Regions from separate parts of the Homo sapiens genome. Here region 1 is linked to region 2. The links are chromatin loops, found by intact Hi-C in ENCODE. Cell type or tissue: Caco-2. All regions are shown on one strand. Each heading gives the region's core, and the rest is flanking DNA. Links, peaks and the distances in the headings are about the cores only.

Evidence for each region. A loop is a pair of places that touch in the nucleus more often than their neighbours do. Peaks named below come from ENCODE experiments on the same cell type or tissue, not always from the same donor. Only the 100,000 strongest peaks of a DNase experiment are listed, where the experiment ranks them.
Region 1: a loop joins it to region 2, with 22 times the contacts of the local background. A loop is called at or near these places in 6 of 110 quality-filtered maps.

The regions. Positions count from the first base shown.
Region 1 is chr13:81,605,505-81,613,394 of GRCh38, forward strand. No RefSeq gene overlaps it. Among named protein-coding and RNA genes, the nearest start is that of LINC00564, 380 kb to the left of the region's middle. In Caco-2, for the core only: no CTCF peak of the experiment used is centred there; no DNase peak of the experiment used is centred there.
Region 2 is chr13:81,167,652-81,175,541 of GRCh38, forward strand. No RefSeq gene overlaps it. Among named protein-coding and RNA genes, the nearest start is that of LINC00564, 55 kb to the right of the region's middle. In Caco-2, for the core only: a CTCF peak has its summit at 3,609 (motif pointing right); no DNase peak of the experiment used is centred there.

The sequences.
Region 1 (7,890 bases), core at 1,530-5,529, 440 kb after region 2:
TAACCTGAATTTTCTATATTATTGCCTCAGTTTTTTCTATCATATTTGTCTAACTTGATTGTGTAAATTAAACAACCGATTTGTTTTCTTGTTTGTTTTGGCGAAGACATTTTCTAGGCAAAAATCTCATATTGGTAGAGAAAAATATTTAAAGTATTCAACACCTAATTGGCCATACTGGTAGTTTTCCATTGCAAAGTTATAAAGTAAATGGTTTCTATTTAGCACTGAAAATCACATCTCCTATGGTTCACATTTATGTTTCATCTAAGAACAGGTGGAAGAAATCTGCATGCCAAGAAACCACCCGTGGTATTCACAGTCTGAGAGCTTGAACTCAAAGGAGATCATTTGGCTTGTAAACAGCTTTACTTTTCATATAATTGACATGAAACTGGATCTACATCACACAAGCATGTCATAGCTTATTACACTCACACAACACAATATTGTAAAAAATGCTAGCAAATCATGCTTTTAATTTGTAATTCAGAATATCTAAATATAAATAATACATCATTAATAGTCAAGTATAAAATATGCAATTTTAGGAATCAATTAATACATTAGTTCTCACTAAAATTATAGCTCAAAATTAATGGTATGAATTGTTTCTTTTTAAGCTTTTGTGATGACATTAGGTACTACATGTATGTACTTCTATTATAGTTAAGTCTTAGGAAGAATTATCACATTCCAAAGTTAGCTCTAAGCACATTAGAAGTATACCATGTGACGGCCGGGTGGGGTGGCTCATGCCTGTAATTCCAGCACTGGGAGGCCGAGGCGGGCGGATCACGAGGTTAGGAGATCGAGACCATCTTGACTAATACGGTGAAACCCCGTCTGTACTAAAAATACAAAAAATTAGCTGTGTGTGGTGGAGGGCGCCTGTAGTCCCAGCTCCTTGGAGGCTAAGGCAGGAAAATGGTGTGAACCCAGGAGGCGGAGCTTGCAGTGAGGCGAGATCGCCCCACTGCACTCCAGCCTGGGCGGCAGAGCAAGACTCCGTCCCAAAAAAAAAAAAAAAATGTATACCGTGACAATGCAGATAGTTTTTTTCCAAGCAATTGAATAAGAAACATCTTTATGTTCATTTCTGGAACCTGTTCAATGATCCATAGAAGGTAGGGACACTATTTCCATGCACAAAGATGTCATAATTTAAACTATAATTGATAGAGACACATAAAATAATCATCACATGCTTTTTAAAACTTTAATTTCAAGTTTCCACAATGAACCTATTAAGCAACTTAGAACTCAAGATTAGCAAAAAATATGGAACTTCCTTTTATTTATGGGTATAACGCCTATGTTGTTACTGTTTTATATGCTCTTGGCAATTTCTCTTTCAAACATGCTCTTCATCAATAGAATTCCCTAAGGGCAATATTTTCTGGATTGGGATATAAGGTTAAGGTAATGATAATTATATATTCTGTTTTTTATATTATTTTAATGTTCTCTACCCTCCCCCAACAAAGAAAAACATATGTTGCCATTGTAAGCAAGAGGGTAAAGTAATTTAAAACAAGCTAAAAATATGTTGGTGATAATCTACACAAATATTAATAGTTCTCAATCCCAGCCGTAAGCTAATTTCTCACAGCAGGCCAAGGCACTCATATTTATTAAGCTTTTCTGCTGTTTGTAACCAAGACAATTTGAGAAACATTGTAGTGCTACATATTTATATTTGATTCCTAATATAACTTTTTACCAACACATTGTTTCATTCTCTCCCAGGCACAGCATTTGTGGGGGTTGTTAGTAAGATTCCGTGACTGAACTTTCCACGGGCTCCTCTGAGCCATTTCTTGGACTAGGTCTTGTCCTTGGCCCTTGACTTTAAGCCTGCACAGCCCAGTTGTAGCAAGAATCCTGCTTCAGTCAGTTTAGCAAGAATCCCCTTAATATTTCCTCTTAGTAATTTTCTACCCATTGCCTCCCTCCCCTTGGCTATAAATTCCTATTTGCCCTTGCTATACTTGAGATTGAACTCAGTTAAATACTGAAGTCTATTTTCTCCTATTGCAATAGTTTCTAAAAAATCTATCAGTATCACTTTAGTGTCCAGCTCTGGTTCTCATTGACATACCCCAAGGTTACTCACAATGTCTTCCTAATATGAGTAGTTCCATACATCTAGCTACAAATAAACATATAGTGGATTTCTCAGGATCAGAAAATCAAAACTTTGCATCTCAAATAATATTTAGTTAGATAACCTCATTTGATACCAAAGGAAAACAAAGCCCTGAAAGTGTATTGATTTTCCCAATGTCAGATAACACATTTGAAACTAGACTCTAAACACAAATCATGCAATTGCCAGTGCTGTGATATTTCCACAGTGTGGGTAACACACAATAAGAATTGATCTTGAAATTTTGGCAAATACATACAAACATTAATAGCAATTAACTCAGGATTAATATTTGAGGTCCTTTAAAGGAGAGGTTATAAAATACCAAGTGATATGCACCCAAAAAGCTGATCACAAACTCACTGGCAAAAGAAGTTACTATATAAAAGAAGGCCATCTTGAGAAAATGAAACAAAAATAAGGAAAGGAATAGCCTGGGTTTTGGGGTGGGAAGCAACTAGAATCAAGTTGTTAGAAACATGCATTTTTTCTTGTATAATTCCTTCACCTAGATTAGGAAGAAACAGGCTTCTAGATGTAGTGAAGGAACAATCAAAATCAAATTGTGGGCTGGGTGTGGTGGCTCATGCCTGCTATGCCAGCACTTTGGAAGGCCAAGGCAGGAGGATGGCTTGAGGCCAGGACTTCCAGACCAGCCTGAGCAACGTAGCAAGATCCCGTCTCTACAAAAGAGAAATTTAAAAAATTAGTCTGGTTTGGTGGCCTATGGTCCTAGCTACCTGGGAGGCTGAGGTAGGAGGATCGCTTGAGCCCAGAAGCTCGAATTTGCAGTGAGATGTGGTTACACCACTGCACTTCAGCCTAGGTGGCAGAACAAAACCATGTCTCTAAAAATATAAAGTAATTTAAAAAGAAATAATATTGTGTCTGATTCATGATCCCAGTTTAGATACTCAGAGTAGATTTCTCCAAGAGATGATACATACAATCATTGAGTAAATGGAACAAGATGAATATGATACGAAATGATAACAGGACAGAAAGTGAGCCTTCCAAGCTTATGGCTTCAGTTTCCAGTGCCCCATAGAAGTATATGACATGTGACTGCTAATTTTGCCTGGTAAAACTGATGAAGTAGTCATTATTGGTGGGGCAAGGTTACCAGTAGCTCAAAGACCATCTATTTTAAAAAATGGTAAATAGAAAATGTCCTCCCCAACTTTCTCCAAGGATACCTATTGCCTGGAATCTGTGAGTACGTACCACACGGCACGGCAAAGGGAATTCGGGGCTGTGATTAAGTTAAGGTTCCTGAGGCATGGAAATTATCCTGCATTATCTAGTTGGAGGCCAATGTAATCACATGAGTCTTGATTAGAAAAGGGTAAGTGAGAGTCAGAAAAAAAAGTAAGACAACAGAAACAGGGCGGAGAGAGAGAGAGATAATACACTCCTGCTGGCCACAAATCAAAGAATGCAAGGAACTTTTAACTGGAAAAGGGAAGGGAACCAGTTCTCCTGTAGAGCCCCCAGAAGAGACTTAGCCCACCCAACACTTTTAAGTTTGAACTTTGCTTTAGAACCCGAGATTTGTAAAATCATAATTTTTTATTGTAGTAAGCCAGTAAGTTTGAGGTACTTCATTACAGCAGCAATATAGAGACATCTTAGGAAGCACCGTCATCCCACAGGAGAGCACACACAGCATGGTGTAAAAATAAGATAGTTGGTGGGATCTAGGTAGGCTCTGGCCATACTAGAATAAGAAACCAGGAGGTCATCAGCCACAAATATTGTAGCCAAATCCCATCTGTGGGGAACAGACTAATAATATCTATCCCCACCCCTACCACAGTGGAAAACAATGCGGGGCCAGAGCACACATGCTGCTCTACAGACTCTTCTCATGGCTGGTATGAGATCATTCAAGCTTATTTCCTACACAACCCTGTGCTCACACACCATCTGGGCTAAGAGAAAGAGAAAGAAAAAGAGAATGAGAAAGAGAAAGAAATAGAATCAGCCAATAATAGAATTAACCATTAAAGTAACTGAACATTTAAAGGTAGCTGTCCTAAAACTGAGCATTTGTTTTGCATCCTACACCGTTGATTCCCCTCCTTATCTATTCCTAAGAGTTTCTGAGGATTAAATCAATTATTTTAAAAAATGAAGTTGCTAGATTTTCTTTGCTCATCAGAAAAATTTTTAAAAAATCAATAGAAGGGCTAAATTACATCAAAGAAATTGCTCATAAAATGACAAAAAGATGAAGGTATCGATTCAAAATATCAAGTCCTTACTATGTGCCAAAATGAATATAAGATGCAGACTCCACCATTGGTTCAATATGTTGACAAGAACAGATTTTTCAAAGTAAAAATGAAAAACCAAAAAATGGAAACATTTTTCAAAAGAAATTTTTTAAAAGATCATAAAAAAGCAGTCTTTATATTAGAATTGCCAAACGGAGTAAATATAATAACCTATACTGATACCTATAAAAATCATTATGAGTAACCAGAACAACAAATAAATCTGTAGAAGTTTTGGGTTTTATAGAGAAAATAGGTAATCTACAAAGTTGCAATAATTTAATGATACAGCAGGTTGTCAAATAAAGTAGTTTTGTTATAACTTTGATGAGAAAAGAAAATTATTTCTGGCTGGGGCCACTGCCTCTGTGGAGTTGGCACATTATCTTATGTCTGTGTGGGTTTTCTCTGGGTGTTTGGTTTCCTCCCACATCTCAAAGTTGTGCCTATTAGGCGAGTTGGTGTATTTACATTATTTCTGTCCAGGCTGGTTCCCACCCAGTGCTCTGAGCTACCTGGATTGCCTCCAACCACCTGCAACCCTAAAATGAAATAAGCAAATTAGAAATGTGTGAATGAATAAATTCCAATTATTATAAAACAAAAATTTGTAGGCAATAATCATACAAATTCCTGACAATAAATGATGTGGTCTGCATCATGGGTTAAAGAGAATATTGCCAGGAGGCCTTCACTTTTTTAGAAGGGCATCATTTGTTAGGTCCTTTTTCCATGGTTTGGAGTAAAATAAGCAATGATTAGAAAGGTATTCCTCATGATAAGCTTTATAGCAGATTCTAATGTAAAGGCTTTAGTTACACAGCAGACTTTAAATTTTCTTGTGAAAGTTATACTAAGTAATAGAATTGGCTAAACAGAGAAATATCTGTGCAGCTGCTCGCCCTTGTGGCCTGTGGAGAAATACATCAAATGAAGATTATATAGATTCAGTTGTAGGGAAGCAACAAAGAAACTGCTTTAAGTGGGTAAACTCTTTATCTAGCTTATTCTTTGATCTACTTGATTTTAGGTCACTTGGTTTATGGGAAATCTGGGTAGGGAGCATACTCCAAACTCTTGGTATTATCCTTCCAATAGTCATAGAATTAGTCTCCCTGGTGTGCTGTATTCTCTCAAAGTTTTAAATCTTTGCATGCATCCATCTCTAGAATGTTATTTGTTTATTAACAAGCATATATTTGTCTAAATAAATACATAAATATATGTGGTCTGAAAGGGCTTGGATAGTTGGGATTGTTTGTTTTTGAACTGTACAGTGGTAGAAGCTGCTCTGAGCAATGATCACTTTCCAAACATATTCCTTGTTTTACCCCCACACTTCTATGACTGCCATCACTCACTGATTCACCAAAAAATTTGGTACATAATTATCTTACTAGTTTCTATTAATTTCTCTTAAATGAATGTAGAGCTCACATTTATTTGAATGTTTAATATTAAAAGTACTTCTGACTTTTTATTGAGAAAGTGTTTTGGTGATGTTTTTGTGACCAGAAATATGCCGTATGAGGTTAACTCTTGTTTATGTCAATTAGCCTGTGGTAAAACTGGTGTCCTTATATAACATTACATTTAAAGTCAAAGTTTCCAAGAACCTATCAATCATATTAAGTGAAGACTTACTGTATTAGATTTCTCATTAATATTACTAAATCCTAGAGGACAGTGGTGATTGGTTTTCAAATACTGAAAGAGATATGCTTTTTCACTTCAAATTCTTTCTCCTACCAAATTATGTACCAAGTAGTGAGAACAGACTGATTAAACATACATTTTCAGAGCTGAAGGGATTTAGAAATTTTGCTTTGAATACCTATTATTAAAAATATATTAAAATATATTAAAGTGAGTATACATAGATAACTGAGGGATCAAATGAAGCAAGGTAAGGTAAAGGGTAAAGGAAACAAGTCTCCAACGAAGGAAGCAATGAGGGTTTGCAGGAACCTGATAAGAATTCTGCACAGATTAAAGCAAAAAAATTAAATATTCCAGGTGAGAAGTGGGTTTTGTTTGTTTGTTTTGCTTTGCTTTTAAAGGGGAAATAGAGTAGCATATTAGTCTGCTTTCATGCTTGTTGATAAAGACACACCCAAGTCTGGACAATTTACAAAAGAAAGAAGTTTAATTGGACTTCAGTTTTACATGGCTGGGGAAGCCTCACAATCATGGCAGAAAGCAAGGAGGAGCAAGTCACATCTTACATGGAAGGCGGCAGGCAAAAAGAGCTTGTGCAGGCAAAAAGAACTCCTCTTTTTAAAACCATCAGATCTTGTGAGACTCTTTCACTATCATAAGAACAGCACAGGAAAGACTGGCCCCCATAATTCAATCACTTCCCACTGTGTTCCTCCCATGACATGTGGGAATTGTGGAGTCTCAATTCAAGATGAGATTTGGGTGGGGGACACAGCCAAACCATATCAGGTAGTAAGGATGCCATAGACTGGGGTAGTATGGGAGTCAATTTGGAAAAAATATATGAGATATAATAAAGAGAGAGTATGAGAAAATAAGACATGTATGCATATATGTACACATACATCTACACATGTATATACACAGCAATTGGAAATTCCAGGGGGCAGATACATGGATATAACATGAAGCAAATCTTCCATACTGAAAAATAAAATGAATGATGTCAATAGAAAAGAATGGTTTCAAGCAATATCTAGAATAGAGAAAAGGTAAATAATATTTGAATAATAGGAAAAGAACCTATTTATTCTCTCAATATAAAACAACATCAGTAAGAAAATTCAGATAAAATCACAAACTGTATAGCAAAGACCTACTTTCAATATAAAACAAGTCAACATGTATCGTGACTTAGACAAATAAATGTAAGGAAAATTTCTTTTGAATTTATGCCAGGAATACCATCATTCAATAGGCATGATACTTAGGGCTGTTGAGAAGAAAATATAATAAAAAGAGCTTACTTAACTCTGCAGGAAATGACATATATTTAAGAATAATAATTTATACTTTAATTTTCTTTTAAAAGTAACACATAGACAAAAAAGCTTATAGTGTTGACATTACAGAATAAATATTATTTTCAAGACTATTTTCTTAGGCTGGGCCTTCTGAAAAGAGAGAGTAGCTAAGATGGAATTTGGGTGCAAGATGCTGATTGGGATCAAAACCTGTGAAATGAAGGGGAAGGAAAGATCTACACTTGGAACTTTGGTGTTCCTCATGAATAGCAAAGTTACAACATTAAATTTGAGAATTTAATAAAATGCAGTACTATATACAGAAGCAGGTCTTTAAAGGTTATGAATGATAGCTCCTACATTTTAAGTCTAGTTCATAGCTTTCTGTACTGAATTGAGGCCATGGTTAATAAATAATATTGAGTTTCATTATAATAGAGCTATTCTGGAAGAGAATGGATACTTATTCCTAAAGTGATTTTTATATCAATGTTATTTTCTT
Region 2 (7,890 bases), core at 1,779-5,778:
TTAACTACAACCGCAGTCTGGCCTTCATAAAGCCAGCACAAAAGATGACTAATTTCAGAAAAACAGCTACTCCTAAAATAAAATTGTGCTGTAAATACGTTTATTATTTTCTCCTTAGATAAGCAGAGTGTTGTCTCTAAAATATAAAATACAGCATTAGGAATACTGATCTTCTTGGTTGGCAATTTTTAACAATAATATCTCAATGTTGAAAATTTCCCATACTAGTTAACTAATTTATTTATAGAGCACAGCAATATCTCTAACTCTGAAAAAAATTATCTTACAATTGCTTATTCCAAAATTCTACCTCCAAGAAGCTATTATGTTGAGCCAGTAACTGGTTAGTTTAATGTGGTCATATTTTTGTTTTAAATTTGATTTTTTCCCCTTTCACTGAATAAGAGCTATGCTGAGAATGATAGCCTTACTTCTTTTTTTCTTTCTTTCTTTTTCTTTCTTTCTTTCTTTCTTTCTTTCTTTCTTTCTTTCTTTCTTTCTTTCTCTCTTTCTTTCTCTCTTTCTTTCTCTTTCTTTCTTTTCTTTCTCTCTTTCTTTCTCTTTCTTTCTTTCTTTCTTTCTTTCTTTTTTTCTTTCTTTCTTTCTTTCTTTCTTTCTTTCTTTCTTTCTTTCTTTCTTTCTTTCTTTCTTTCCTTCCTTCCTTCCTTCCTTCCTTCTTTTTTTTTTAACAGAGTCATGCTCTATCCCCCAGGCTGGAGTGCAGTGGCACTATCTTGGTTCACTGCAACCTCTGCCTCCCGGTTCAAGCGATTCTCATGCCTCAGCCTCCTAAGTAGCTGGGATTACAGGGGTACACTACCATGCCCAGCTAACTTTTTGTATTTTTAATAGAGATGAGGTTTCATTATGCTGGCCAGGCCGCTCTCGGATTCCTGGCATCAAGTGGTCCGTGGGCCTCAGCCTCCCAAAGTGCTGGGATTACAGGCATGAGCCACCATGCCTGTCCAATAGTCTCACTTTTAATAATGAGAAGGTAAAACTGAAGACTTGATTTTCTATGTCTGAAAATTTGTGGTTTGCCAGCTACAGGGACAGAGACAAATATACCATATTCCTGAAGTCCTGTTTATTTTATTTGTTGCTAGTATAGTATACATAAAAACAAAATATTTTCATGTCCTGAATGCAATTGTAGTTGGAATACTTTTCTGCTTAACCCTTTTTTCCGTGTGAAATTATAAAAACTATAGATGAATGGATGAAATATTTTCTTTATGCTCATGATAAATGTGTGACACTAGAAGAAACAAGACTATGTTGAATTCCCAAATGTGATGCTGCCTCATTCAGGAAACTGCTTTTGTCACTTTTCCCAGTTCAAAGTAATTTTTTTGTGTGTGCAAATTGTTCTTTCATGATATATGCAATGAAACAGGAGGTATAGAATTAAAATGAAAAGAAAATTTGAATTAGAAAAGATCTGGCTTTATGTGTGAATAGAAAAGTTCAATTCGTATAGAAAGTCATGAGGAAATTTGAGACCCAAATATTTCCCATTCTAGAAAGAAAAACAGCAGCAACCTAAGGTTTATCTCAAGTTCCACAGCTGTTCAAGTTCTATTTCATTTGCCCTATTGAAGGCTAAAATTCTAGTCTTTCTTCTTTTCCTAGTTAAGCCTCAGGTGAAAAAGCTTAAGTTAATCATACTCCTCAAACATACACATTATTTCCATCAGCCTAAGGCTTTTTATTATTTATCAATTTGTTTATATGCTTGTTTGATTTTTTCCTTTTATCTCCATTTTCACCATTTTGTGCAAATCCTTATATTTACATATTTCTGTAGAAAATGTATTATTGTGCATGCTTATTTTAAGTTTGAATACATAATGCTATTTTATAGATTACATTGTCATTTCAACTACATTTTCCAAAACCATCAGCATTTCTGTATCTTCTGCATAGTATTCTATGATATCCATCCACCACTTTCTATAAGCTCACTCAAGGACAGACACACAGGTTGCCTCAACTCCCTAGCAAATAAACAACTATACACTGCCTACCCTTGAATATGCTCCTTAATGGTCATATTGATCATGGCTTTGGTATTTATACCCAGTAAAAGAATTGCAAGGGCATAGCATGGCATAAATTTTATTTTGAAATATAATTTATAAATTTATCAATATAAATTGAGCCAATGAATAATTTAATACATTGCTTGCAAAAAAGGTAAAACAATATCCCATGCCCTCCTTCTACTTTTCCCTTTTCCTACTTCTACTCAAGCTGTTCTTCCCAATTTTTTTCCTCTCTCTATTCAAATCCTGGTTTTCATATTTCCAATTTTTAAATTGATCTTTTTTCAAAATTATCTTTAGCAGCAGAGCACTTCTTCAAAGAAAATCAGGTGTATAGAGCAAATTATGTGTGCATGTATGTGAGTGCATGTGAGTATGCATATATATGTGTACACTCATACACATATCAAATCAAAGACTTCCACTTTCATTGAGTTGGGTTGGGAGCTGTTCCACTGCTGCCTGCTACTCCCTCCCCTAGGGGCATCCTGGGAAGTTCCTAGAGCAGTAGCATCAGGTTAAAAAACTTAAATCTTTGAGATAGATTTGTACAAGTTGGGAGGAATAATAATATATATTACTCTTTAATAGATATTCCAGTATAATTTACATCTCAAAGCATCAAATTTAACAAGGAGTACAAGGAAGCAGAGTTTCATAAACTCACCAAAACTCAATGATTGTATAGCAAACAATCTCTTTTCCCCTTTTACTAACAGAATGTGTTTTATTTGGGTAGTTTCGCAGAGTCAGATCGATGCAAGTCAAGCTTTGTCAATGTCACTGACCAAACTAGACATTTTACTATGTTAAGCATGTTAAGAATGAACACAAATTTTCCCGTACTCAGTATGCATATTAACTTTGAGTACTGTAGGAATTAAGAATTGCATTACTCAGGATTAAGGATACATTTGTGGTTACTGTGCAAAAGCTAAAACAGAAAAATCTCCTTCTCCTGTTATTTTCACTTTTTAAAATCCTTCCTCAAGCTGTGGTTTCCTCACATTTTATTTGTCTGTTCTTTTTCAAATGCAAGCCTTCTTACAAATCCCCTTCTACTCCAAAGCCATACCTTCATTTTTCACTTAAAATGTGCATCTGAAGAAACACCTTTAGCTAAATTTTCTTTTGTGTATATATTTGTTCAATTTGCAAACTTCAAGCCAAGAACCATTTTCTATTTTTTCTATTGTCTGTCTTAAATACCAAGTTTTTGTTGAAGTTTTGTTGAATTTTGCAGCACAAATTACATTCAGTAAGCCAAATATGCAGAACATTGCTTAAACATTGAGATCTGTGATATACAGCGTAATTTAAGCAATTTAGTGAAAGCTCTAAAATGATTTTGCCTACTTAAAGCATTTCCCTTTATTCTGTATAATCTTTAAAAATCATAATTCATAACAGTGTCGAATTCTATTTATTTCTTAGCTTAAATGACCTAATCTACCTTCAGGAATATCTACGTCTGTCAGGGGTACCTGGAAAACCCAATACTTCAGATGTCAGCCATTATAATATTGCAACAAATTAAACCAGTAGATGGCAGTATCACTCAGCAAAATTTAAAGTTGATTTTTTTAGGCCTTTGTACAATAATCATAGTATCCTAAAACTTCCCCAATAGTATGAGCTGACAAAGGCCTTACTTAACCATAATCAATCTTTATTCTCTGATAGATTAAAATGGTTAAATATACTTGATTGTATCAAACTCAAGATAAAACTTTTTTTTTTTTAATAGGTTGAACATTTGTACCTTTGGCTTATTGCTATGTTTGGTGTTCATTTTATAAATATATAATTCTAGAGACACTTTACACATTTTTTAAACATTGAATTTCATAATTTAAATTACATTTCTGAAAATAGTGTTCTCGATTTAGAAAAAGTGTAGTTTAGCTATTTTATATGATTATAAGTGCTGCATACTGCTATATTAAACCCTCAGAAGCATGAGGGCTCTGATAGACTTTGCCTATATTATTGAAGTAAGTTACTAGGCTTTTTTTTTTTTTCTTTCTAGCTAACTTGTTTGCTCAGATAACTAACAATATACCTAGTCTTGTGGATCTCCTTGTCTTTACTGGCACTGCAATGCAGTTCATACTCTCATTTATCTTACTGGGCTAAGTAGCAGATGATGATTCATATAATTTCAAGAGATGAAATGCTAAAAGTAGAATAGGCTATTTTACATTGCAGATAATCATAAGTCTACATTATTAGGTTTTGTCTATTAAAATTACTTTAATTCTTACAATATATTTTAGAATATTGAATAGAAAAAATAAAGTTTCTATTAACATGTTTGGAATTTAATGTAGAAGAGCTCATATGAAGTAAATTAGAATTTGGAGTGGTTGATGTTATTTCACTTGTTCTGTTTCTCCAGTATTCTTAAGACAACTGACTGCGTAGTAACAAACTATTAGACTATTTCTTACATTTAATATCTTGGCTTTTTTAACGAAGGGCAAACAATTACAGCATTTATATGAAAATATACCTTTAGCTAGAAGCAATGTTTGTACCATATATTTAGAAGTAAAGATGTGACTATGAAACATAGTGAATTGCATAGGTCTAATGAGTCTGGTGAGTCAGTTGTTTAATGAAAATGAATCGAATTGAGTAAAGCTCCAAGTGTATCCACTGGAGTAAATGAATGTTCTAAATTCTGTAGAAAGCAACTGGAGTGTGTCACACAAGCATCCAAAGAAAACAGGTGGTGATTTCAGATTTCCCAGGTGAGGATTACAATCAAGTTGCAATTGTGGATCTCTCCTGTGTAAGAGCAAATACGGATTGTTCTTTAAAGTCATGCTCTGCTGGTGTTCTGTTTGCTGCAGACACTGCCTTTTCAAGCGATGTCTCGTTTACAGGCAGGTAAATTCATCCTTTTGCCAAGGACATTCGTAATTGTCAGAGCCTTTGCTGTTTTCTTTGACTGGGGTGAATCAGCTGTTTAACTAAACAGTGACTATACATGCTCACGCATTTCTTCTTTCTTCCCCAGCTGTACCTTTCTTTCATGTTTTATGAAATGCCCCCTGCTAATCAAAGCCAAACAGTGCATAATGGACTTTCGTGAAAGCTGAAATGTATTTATTTCAAGTGTGGAGCATTTGAGCAAGCTGTGATTTAATCTTTGCTATCTGTTTTTCCTTGTCAAGTGATTGGCAGGAGGAGGCAAGCACAATCCATTTTTCTGATTAATACACTGCCATGCACTTTGATTTCCTCCACATGAAGGTTACAAAGACTGCTGGTGCCATCAAGGAAAAGATGAGTTCTCATATAGGAAAATGTCAAATGCATCCTGTTTTGTGAAGATAGCTGAGGCCGTGAGGTTCAATGTAAGAATCAGGGCTTTGGAGTCAGAGAGGCCTGGGAATAGATTCAGCTCACCAACTTCTTTTTTTTTTTTTTTTTTTTTTTTTTTTTTGAGACAGAGTCTCGCTCTGTTGCCCAGGCTGGAGTGCAGTGGCGGGATCTCGGCTCACTGCAAGCTCCGCCTCCCGGGTTCACGCCATTCTCCTGCCTCAGCCTCCCAAGTAGCTGGGACTACAGGCGCCCGCCACTACGCCCGGCTAATTTTTTTGTATTTTTAGTAGAGACGGGGTTTCACCGTTTTAGCCGGGATGGTCTCGATCTCCTGACCTCGTGATCCGCCCGCCTCGGCCTCCCAAAGTGCTGGGATTACAGGCGTGAGCCACCGCGCCCGGCCTCAGCTCACCAACTTCTTTGCCTTAAACAGGTGCTTTACTACCTGGCATTACTCCATGGGCCACCCAACCCATCCTACCGGTATCATTTACCCACCTAAATCCTACCAGAATAACATTTTTGAGTCAGTACCAGTCTACAGATAAGTCTTACAGTCATGTTTGGCAGCATTTTCTGTTTCTCCTGGCAGTAAGGTGATACGTGTCTTTCAATGAATAGGATTGGTTTTCAATTCAATGAAATATTATAATCCTTATGAATTTCCATTTCATCACAGGAAAACAAATTTAGCAGTTCTTACTTCCAGCAGTTGTGTTAAGCATTGACTCTGGTGCATATATAAAGTAACTGGCAGATAATAGAAGTTCATTTATCATTAATCACACTCTTCCATCATTTTTCTAGTGTAATTACTGCAAAGGTTGTGAATAACAAATTGTTATAAGAAGGAACTTTTCTGTATTTTCACAAATGGAAATGAGCTATTTCATGGAATTAATGTGAGCTAATATTCAAAAATTTCCTTTCTTCTCTTAAATTACTCTTTAAGAGAAGGTAAGGGGACATTTAAAGGAAGGATATTTCTTTAATTTGTCAGTTTATTTTCCCTATGTACGTAAAGTTATTGATTATAGTATTTCCAGAGCTCATAAGTCAATCAGACGATTATCATTTAATACATTATTGATAATATATTATAAAATAATATTAAGCAGTTACTATATTTCCTAAAGGCACATGACCACTAGTTGTGTCTTAAGCAATTAACAAAATAGATTCTATTCATTATCGTAATATTGAATTGTTATTGACTCCCATGGTCAAGCAATTTAACATTATATACTCACTGTAACAGACTTAAAATGAGAATAAGGGCTTATTTAATTTGGGACTTAATGACTAAAAGGTAACCTGAATTTGAAAATATTTCACATTGCCAGTGTCTTCACATTATGAAGGTCTATGGGTTGAATAGGGTGTTGAGGTATAAACATTTCTTTGAAGTTGAGGTAAGGCAGATTGAATTATACACTTGTTGGAGTACTTGCAACGTGAACTTCTAAAGTTCATTTCAACTCCTGCTTATGTCTCACTTAAGCCCATATCTCCAAAACAATTAACCTCTTGAATGCAGAGAGCATGTCAGGGTGATTTTGGTTTATACGTGGATAAAGTAAGCACCTCTGTGATAAATGATTTATCTACTTTCTTAATTTTAAATAGAAGCAACCCTTTATGTAATTCTAAATAAATTTGCAAATTCAAGAAATCTGTTTTTAATATACTGGGATTAGGTTCTTCTAATATTTTTAATATTGGTGATAGTGATCCAACTAACAATTACTTCTTGGTAAAACATATATGGTTAGTAACAATACTATTTTTTTCTCAACTATTGTGTCTGCTAAACATTTTTTAAGTGTTTGGAATCCTAAGTACAAATTCATTTTGATATTAGACTATTTTTTTCTGTAGAACTGGGGATAAAACAGGAAGAGAAAGTATATGCTTGGTAACAATAGTTGTCTTTAAATGATAGGATTTTAGAGTAGCTCTTTGAAAAAAAATGCCTCAAAATAGCGCATCTTAGTTTGAAAGCTTAATCCTAAATAAATGAATTACATAAGATGGCTACATAACTGGAAAAAAGAGGGTGAAAAAAGAGGGGAAGTAAACAATTTCCTCCAAAACAAGCATTTAAATTAGGAAGAGATTACAAACAAAAACCCTAATCTAATTTGTATTAATTACATAATTTACAGTTTTCTTTTTTCTATATCTTCTCCTCCATTTCTGCTTTTTCTCTTTCTTTCTTTCTCTCCCTTATTGCATTAGCTCTTTGTTTAGATTTGGAAATTTGCTGATTCTTTATGAATATAATTTGTTCTTTTAATTCATGGGTGGCAGGTGGAACCCTTCAAAATAACCATTCAATTGAGTCAAAACAGGTATTTAAGGGGGTTTAAATTGCTAGACAAATGTAGGATATTAACTGCCTTATAATTCTGAACAGTTTAATTTATCTGACAGCATAAATGTTTGAAATGTTAATGTGCTTGACTTTCTTTTCTCTTTTTTTTAAATCCCTTTCTTTTCTCTATTGCTTAGTTTC